2 separate regions of the Mus musculus genome follow, and region 1 is linked to region 2. The links are chromatin loops, found by intact Hi-C in ENCODE. Cell type or tissue: left cerebral cortex. All regions are shown on one strand.

Region 1 (4,000 bases), 69 kb after region 2:
TATCCCACATCCATTGTTTGACAGGGCATCTGTGGACTAACACCTCACTTTGCTCCTGTTTATTATGTTAGGAGGAAGATTTCTTTTCTTGCATTAATTGTGATAATTTTGATTTGCAGGCATGAACTAATCACATTTGTGGTTAATACTTTTTATATAAGTAAGATATTTTTATTAAGGTTAATACTTTAAATATGGTGACATTTTGGTGGATTTTTTTTTCCATATCCTCAGACTGATGAAGTATTTCTTGAAGCACAAATTCAGAATATTACAACCTCACCAATGTTTATGGAGAAAGTTTCACTAGAGCCATCAATAATGTACAATGTAACAGAATTAAACTCGGTGACCCAGGCTGGAGAATGGTGAGTACGAAATGTTTGCTATTATTTGGAAAGATGCAGGCTTTTCTAGTGTAATAGATTTATTTTATAATAATTGATGGAAATGTTTTAGAGAAATTTTAGATTAATCAAAACCTTCCTAAGAAAGCAGAAGTCCCCCGGGCGTGGTGGCACACGCCTTTAATCCCAGCACTCGGGAGGCAGAGGCAGGCAGATTTCTGAGTTCGAGGCCAGCCTGGTCTACAGAGTGAGTTCCAGGACAGCCAGGGCTACACAGAGAAACCCTGTCTCGGGGACAAAAAAAAAAAAAAAAAGCAGAGGTCCCACAAGCAAGCCCTCCTCGCCAGTCAGTTTCTTTCTCCTCTTGGTTTTTGTTTCCTCGAGTGCATTTGTTTTAGAGCCAGGCTCCCTCCACGTTGCCAGGCTAGGCTCAAGCTAGCTTCTGCCACATCTTCCCAGGGTGCATCACACTCCATGAACCCAGCTCTCCTGTCTTGTGTTAATGTGGCACATTTTACGATCCTTTGGGCCAGTATCGATTCCTAACACAAGCAAAGTCCATAGTTGAAGTCTACTGTGTGTGATGTACACAGTGTAAGATTGGCCAAGTCCATAGTAGCACATGTCTGCCATTACTAAAGAGTTCTCCTCACACCTGCTTGTACATCCCTCTGTAAAAGTAAAGAGCCCACCTTCCCTCATCTTGAGTTGCACTTTGTCTGTAGCCCAGGCTGACCTGCCTGTCTGTAGCCCAGGCTGACCTGCCTGTCTGTAGCCCAGGCTGACCTGCCTGTCTGTAGCCCAGGCTGACCTGCCTGTCTCTGTCTGTAGCCCAGGCTGACCTGCCTGTCTGTAGCCCAGGCTGACCTGCCTGTCTCTGCCTCCTGAGCAGGGAATCAAGGCGTGTGCCCCATCGCCCGGTTGTACTCCTCCTCTTACCTTTCAGACTTCATCCAGATCCATCTGAAGCTAATGATTGTTACCCTGCAAGTGATAAACCTAAACATGGGAAGGGCAGTGGAAAAGATGCTAGGAATTAATGTTAGGGTGAGCGTGAATTTGACAAAAAATATCTCAGTATAAGAAGAAATGGACATCACAGTGGATGATTTAATGATTTATGAAAAGTAGAATGTCTTTCTATTGCTATTTTGGAAAATAAGGGACAAATAAGTGTATTATTAATGCAGATGAGGAAGTAATAGCTGGGTGGGTGGCTGATTCTCTTAGTAATGACATCCTCATATGGTGGTTAGATACTGAAAAGTTAATCCTCTCCGTGACTTTCACTGAGAAAACAAGTTTCCATTCTTTCTTCATTTTGAAAGCAATTCCTAAAGTTAGGGCAGTGTATCTCAAGGGTGGCAGTGTAGATAATGGAACAGCACTTGCCTGGCATGTTCAGCACCCTGGGCTCTGTCCCAGCTCCACACAGAGAAAGAACATGTTGCTGGTGTTTAAGCTGTTTTCTCTCTATCCCGTGCTTTCTTCCTTTGTCATGGAGAGAGAGTGCTGGGGAAGAGCCAGCGCCTCACATATGCTGGACAAGTGCTGATCACTGTGATAGCACAGCTTCTTTTTCACTTTTGAGACAGAGTCTTATTAAGTTGCCCACGCTCTTTGAAAACACTGTCTCACCAGGCAGATGTTTCTTTTCATTTGGGTTGAAACCTCTGACCACTCCTAGGTATCTGGGCAGCAAATTGCCCAAAAGAATTAACTGTATGAATAGTGTTGCCTTCAAAAAGATACTTAATATATTTTTCTGTCTATTTCTACACTGGCCAGCATATCTACATTTGGGTCCAGAGGATATTTGCAGCCAATGGATACACGCCAATACTTATACTGCCTAAAGCCCAAGAAGGAATTTGCAGAAAAAGCCGGCATAATTAAGGGAGTGACAGTAATTGGGAAACTGGATATAGTGTGGAAAACAAATCTAGGTGAAAGGGGACGGTTACAGACCAGCCAGCTTCAAAGGATGGTGAGTCCAGAAAACATTGAGTGTGGGTTGGTGTGAGAGGGCAGGTGAGTCTTACACCTCAACACTGAAGAGCAGAGGCCATGAATCACTCATGTCTAGAAAATCCTAAGAGTTGTGTTGATCCATAGGTAGAAAACTAGTGCTGAGATTAATGGAAAACGCGTTCAGGTGTTTGTTTCTATTTAGTACATAAGTTTTTTGTCTCTTTTTTTTTTTTGGTTGTTTTTGGTGGTGGTGGTAATTTCACCAAACAGGACTTAAGATAACTGCGTATGAGTTATTCTTATCTCTCTAAGCCATGCTCACTGCTCATTTGATGCTCATTACAGTGAGGCATTCTGGGAGATGTCCTGAACTTCGTAGGATTATGGCACTTACCAACTCAGTCCACACTGCTGTTGTTTTTGTTTTAAAATGGGCTGTCATGTGCATCCCTGGTTGGTCTGGAACTGGACAACACTTTGAGATCAGATCCCCTAAATCCTAACTCATTTCTTGTCTAGAGGCAAGATTCGTCTTAATTCTACTGAGTCTGGAGTAATTGTATCGGAAACAGTCCAGGCCTGCAGGGTCCTTGTAGCTGAGGTCACAGCAAAAGAGGTTAGAGTGAGAGACTAGGCCAGAGCCGCGGTCTGTTCTCAGAGCGCCAGCTGTGTCTGTTGAGTAAAGGTGCAGACACCTTCATTAACCGTGAAAGGTTTTTCTAATTATGTGTTTTTACTGTTACTTTTTTTCACAGGCTCCAGGTTATGGGGATGTTAGGCTGTCTTTAGAGGCCATCCCAGACACTGTAAACCTAGAAGAACCTTTCCATATTACCTGTAAAATCACAAACTGCAGGTAATGCCAATGCGTGGAGATGGGCATCTGTTTATACTTCCTTCCCATGTCATAGTACTAAAGAATGAGCCAGCAGGGTCTTCCGCGGTGACAGATACATTTCTCTGATAACTTCTGTGATAATTTCTTTAATATTAACAAGAAAAAGCATATAGGTTAGAAATTGATTCTGACTTTTTTACCTTTTGCCTATTTTCTTTGGTAGTGTTCTCTAAGACAGTTTTGTTATGTAGCCCAGGCTGGCCCTGCCCTTGTTTTTGAGACAAGGTCTCCCTGTGTATCCTTGCTTGCCTGGAACTACTATGTAGACCAGGCTGATGTTGTTAATAGAGATCCAATGGCCTGTGTCTCCTGGAGTGATGGCATTAAAGACATCCACCCCTCCCCCAGCTGTTAAGCAGTTTTGGCAGTCAACAGAAGAAGCAAAGGATATATAACTTAAAAGATATAAAGCCTAGAATTACATCCCAGCCAGGTCAAGTTGATGGTTCTTATATGATTTGCAGTATACTGTTAGTTTGGGTCTTGCAGTAATATTACAGCAATGAACTACAGCTCTTTCAGAATACCCGTGTGATCACTTCACTCTCATATTCAGTCAAGCACTTAGATTTAAGGAAATAGGAAATAGCCTTCAAATACAGAAAGGCCTGACTCTCTGTGAAGCTACATTTACTGCTACAGTTGTTATTTGAGACAGTGTCTCCAATCCGGCCTGGCACTAAGCTTCTCGAAAGCCGAGGAGGCCCTTGAACTTCCTACTCGCACTTCCCAGGTGCTAGGTAGGATCACAGGTGGGCACCACCACGCTGTTCATGAAGCACTG
Region 2 (4,000 bases):
TTTGGGAGATGGCTGCCTAGAGTGAGTGAAAGAACTGCAGTGATTTAAGACTGTTTAACTAGTCTAGTATAACAGATTGAATGTGAGATTTTATCTGTTAGTATTTATTAGCTGAGATATTCAGGATCATTGCATGTATCAGTGCAGTTGTGAATCACAGAGGCCAAGCTGTGAATGCCAGAATATTGTAAAAAGATTCTATCGAGGCGTTTACCAAATTGGATATTTATGAAATGTATTTATATGAATAGATGACTGTCTGTAGAACTTATATCTTGAAAGCTAAGTAAGTCTTCAGCAAAAATAATTATGACTCTCCCACTACTAAAAAGTAGTCCAGCTTTCTAGGCAAATGTGGGCACATAAATAAGCAGTAGCTAGAGACATGAGCGCTGAACTGTAAGGTCCTGTAGTCAGACTCAGGCTTTGACGATATCAGACATGAGCGCTGAACTGTAAGGTCCTGTAGTCAGACTCAGGCTTTGAAGATACCTCTTGTTTTTGTAGTTCTGTATATTTATTTTTCTTCCTTTGTCTAGAAAAAGCTGAGATTTTAGTTAACATAAACACGAAACATATATAAGTAAATGAGATGTAAGTCTAGCTTATTATCATCCATAATAAAAGTGTTAGCTACTGTCTGATGTTCCACATGTCTGAAATGCTGAATAATAAGATCCTATCTTCTGTAAGGTTCTTGGAGTACTAACACAAAGTATTAATGATGTAACCCACATCTTGAAAATGGTGCATTAAATATCAAAAGTAAACCAAATTCCCAAGCTATAAAGGGTTCCCCTAAAAATCATTGTTTTCTAAACACATCCATCTAATATTAATTAACTGCTCATATCAAAATAACTTGAAACAGTTTCTGATGTCCTAATTTTGATATAGCAAGATAGAGTTACTCAACAGGGCTGGAGAGACTCCTCAGTGGTCAAGAGTGCTTTACTGTTCTTGCGTAGGACCCAAATTCAGTTGCCAGTACCCATGTTAGACAGTTCATAGCTACCTGTGTCTCCAGTTCCAAGAGATATTCCGTTCTCTTTTGGCCTCCACAGGCACCCACATAAATATACATGACACACATACAGACATAACTTTATTGAAAAGTTATTCAACAAAATTTAATATTTATCATATATTGTTTTCATGATTCTTATACAAGATTTTTCAGGCTATGTGTAGCTGAATTGCCTGTTATGAATTGCTACTATTCAAGTGATTCACTTTGTTTGCTTGTTTGTGGGAGGTGAGGAAAGGGGTTTACCCTGTCATCTCTGCTGGCCTGAAACTTCCTGTGTAGCCCAGGCTATTCTGCCTCATCTTCCGAAATGCTGAGATTACAGGTATAGACTAGCAGGTCCAGCTGCCATGTAACTTGACTCCTTGTTTTATCTAGACCAAATAGACATAAGCCAAAAGTACTATACATAGAATATTCCAAAGCAGTAATAGAAAAATGTTTTTCTATTTATTAACTGTTATAGAAATGGTGATTTTTAAAAATATTTATTTATTTATTATATGTAGTTACACTGTAGCTGTCTTCAGATACTCCAGAATAGGGAGTCAGATCTCATTACGGATGGTTGTAAACCACCATGTGGTTGCTGGGATTTCAACTCAGGGCCTTTGGAAGAGCAGTCAGTGCTCTTAACCACTGAGCCATCTCTCCAGCCCCGAAATGGTAATATTTTATGTTTAGTAGGTTGAATTAAAAAAAAAAAAACTTGACTTATATAATATACCTACTAAAAATTTTAATTGTTTATGTAAATTGCATTATATTTCATTGAAAGTGCTACTACTCTGAGGCTTCTAAAGGGCAGGCGTATCATTTTTGTAAAGAAAGCACTAGTTATATAATCCAACTGGTTTAGTGTGTTTGTTTCTTCAGTTAGAAAAATCAATGACTATTAGTATAGTGTGTTTGAGGGTAGGGGTTGATAGGGATCAAACCCAGGGCCTTGAGCACTTAACCCTTAAGTAAGCTACACACCTGAAGCACAGATTTGCTATTTGTATGTTGTTTTGTTTGAGACTGGATTACACTCACTGTGTAGCCAGGCTAGCATAGAGCTCATAGTGCTGCTGCCTTTGAATTTAGACTGAAGGAATTACAGCCAGGGACAACCCACATTGGGCTTAAACTATTTGTGATTGAAGTCAACAATTGAAGTCTTCTTTAACTTTCTGTTCATAGGGTTTAGAATGCCTCTAAAATTATGTGACTATACAACTTCTTACTGGCTCTCAATGTGTTCCTTTTCTATTTAGTGCTCAGTTGAAATTTATATATGTACGTGTGATTATATATGTACGTAGTTATGTTGTTAATGCGTAGTTTATTTCCTAGATGTTTACTGAACTGCAGCAGATGAGGCAACAACTACCAGACATGGAATTTGGCCGACGAATGGCTGTAGAACGTGAGCTGGAGAAAGTGGATGCTGTAAGATTAGTTAACATCGTTTTTGATGAAACCGGACACTTCGTGCTGTACGGAACGATGCTGGGCATTAAAGTAATAAATGTAGAAACGAATCGGTAAGGTCTCCATGATTTATGTATTTTAAATGCAGTTATTGGGATCTTTCACCCATCGGGGGAACAATGAGAGTCTTGTTTGCTCCAAAGAGAGTGGAAAGGTCCCAAAAGCCTAAACTTAACCAAATGTTTTGACTGGATCTTTCTGTGGTCTCTCAGTTGTTTATAATCTTATGTAAAAAGTTTCCACTCGTGTTTATAAAATAAATGGAAAGAAGATATGCATAATTTCAAAGTTGGGGGGGGGGAAGCGCAGTTTTTCTTTTTTTTCTTTAAAAAAAAAAAAAAAAAAAACAAGGTTGAGTCTGTGTTTTGCTTATTGATTTAAATTATCCAGGCTCGTGTTAAATGTTGCCAAATATTTTAACCACAGAATTCAGCATTACATCCTGCTAGACATAAAGGCAGGGCTAAAATGCATAAAACCACAGTAAGTCTTTTGTGCAAATAACCCATTTGGTGTTAGTACAGAGTATCTACAATCAGATACTATGTCTGAATAGAAGGAAAAGAACTTAAAGAATATTTTAAGAAAATTCTTGTTCCATACATTCCTAGATATAAATAGATTAATCTTGTAGTTCTTAGTAACATAAAATCATTGAAAGCTTGTAAAAGAGTTATAATAATAGGAACAGGTTAAAACTTTACACTCAACTTTTGGTGTGTGTGAGGTTTTTACCAGGATACCTTGTGATTCCAAACTCTAAGGATATTCAAGTAGTCCCTCATATAAAGTACATCTACTACTATACTTAAATCATGTGTAGATTACTCATAATTCATATTATAAATTTTATCTAAATAAAATACTATATTGTACTATATTGTTTATGGAATAAGGACAAGGAAAAATTCTATACATGTTCAGTATAGATGATTTAAAACAAAGTATTTTTAGTCTGAAGTTTGAATCTAAGCTGTAGAACCCATTGGTACAGAGGAATAATTGTATTAATGTTGATTTGGCTCTGCTTTATTTGTGGATGTGTGCATGTGCCAGAAATCAAGTTAACTGTCTTTATAGCACTCTACCTTAATTTTTTTTGAAACAGTGTCTCTTGCTGAACTTGAAGTTCACCTATTTTGGCTAGACTTGCTAGCCAGTGAGCTCCAAAGATCTGCCTGCCTTTGCCTTTCCCTCTCTCTCCCTTCCCCTCAGCAGAGTTACTGATCTGTGCTTACAAGGCTGTGGCCTTAGGAACTGAACCCAGATCCTTTTAGCCACTAAGCTATCTTCCCAGCCCCAAAGTCTGTTTTATCTTTAATAGGACTTTAAACGCAGTTGTAGGCTCACAACAAAATAGGGGAGAAGGTACAGTTTTCCCATATATTCTCTGACAGCTCTTACAGCTCCATGAAAAGTAATAGAAACCTACATTGACATATCACATCACCTAACGCCTACCCATTGTTTACACTAAGGTCCCCTCGGTATTATACATTA

The links. A loop is a pair of places that touch in the nucleus more often than their neighbours do. Peaks named below come from ENCODE experiments on the same cell type or tissue, not always from the same donor. Only the 100,000 strongest peaks of a DNase experiment are listed, where the experiment ranks them.
Region 1: a loop joins it to region 2, with 2.5 times the contacts of the local background. A loop is called at or near these places in 2 of 42 quality-filtered maps.

Annotation. Positions count from the first base shown.
Region 1 is chr13:104,146,418-104,150,417 of GRCm38, reverse strand. It overlaps Trappc13 (trafficking protein particle complex 13), which reads left to right. Exons shown (of 13, transcript NM_001093759.1): 9 at 235-368; 10 at 2,136-2,334; 11 at 3,074-3,174. Among named protein-coding and RNA genes, the nearest start is that of Shld3, 30 kb to the left of the region's middle. In left cerebral cortex, no CTCF peak of the experiment used is centred here; a DNase peak (open chromatin) is centred at 1,806.
Region 2 is chr13:104,215,642-104,219,641 of GRCm38, reverse strand. It overlaps Ppwd1 (peptidylprolyl isomerase domain and WD repeat containing 1), which reads left to right. Exons shown (of 11, transcript NM_172807.4): 6 at 2,363-2,553. Among named protein-coding and RNA genes, the nearest start is that of Ppwd1, 11 kb to the left of the region's middle. In left cerebral cortex, no CTCF peak of the experiment used is centred here; no DNase peak of the experiment used is centred here.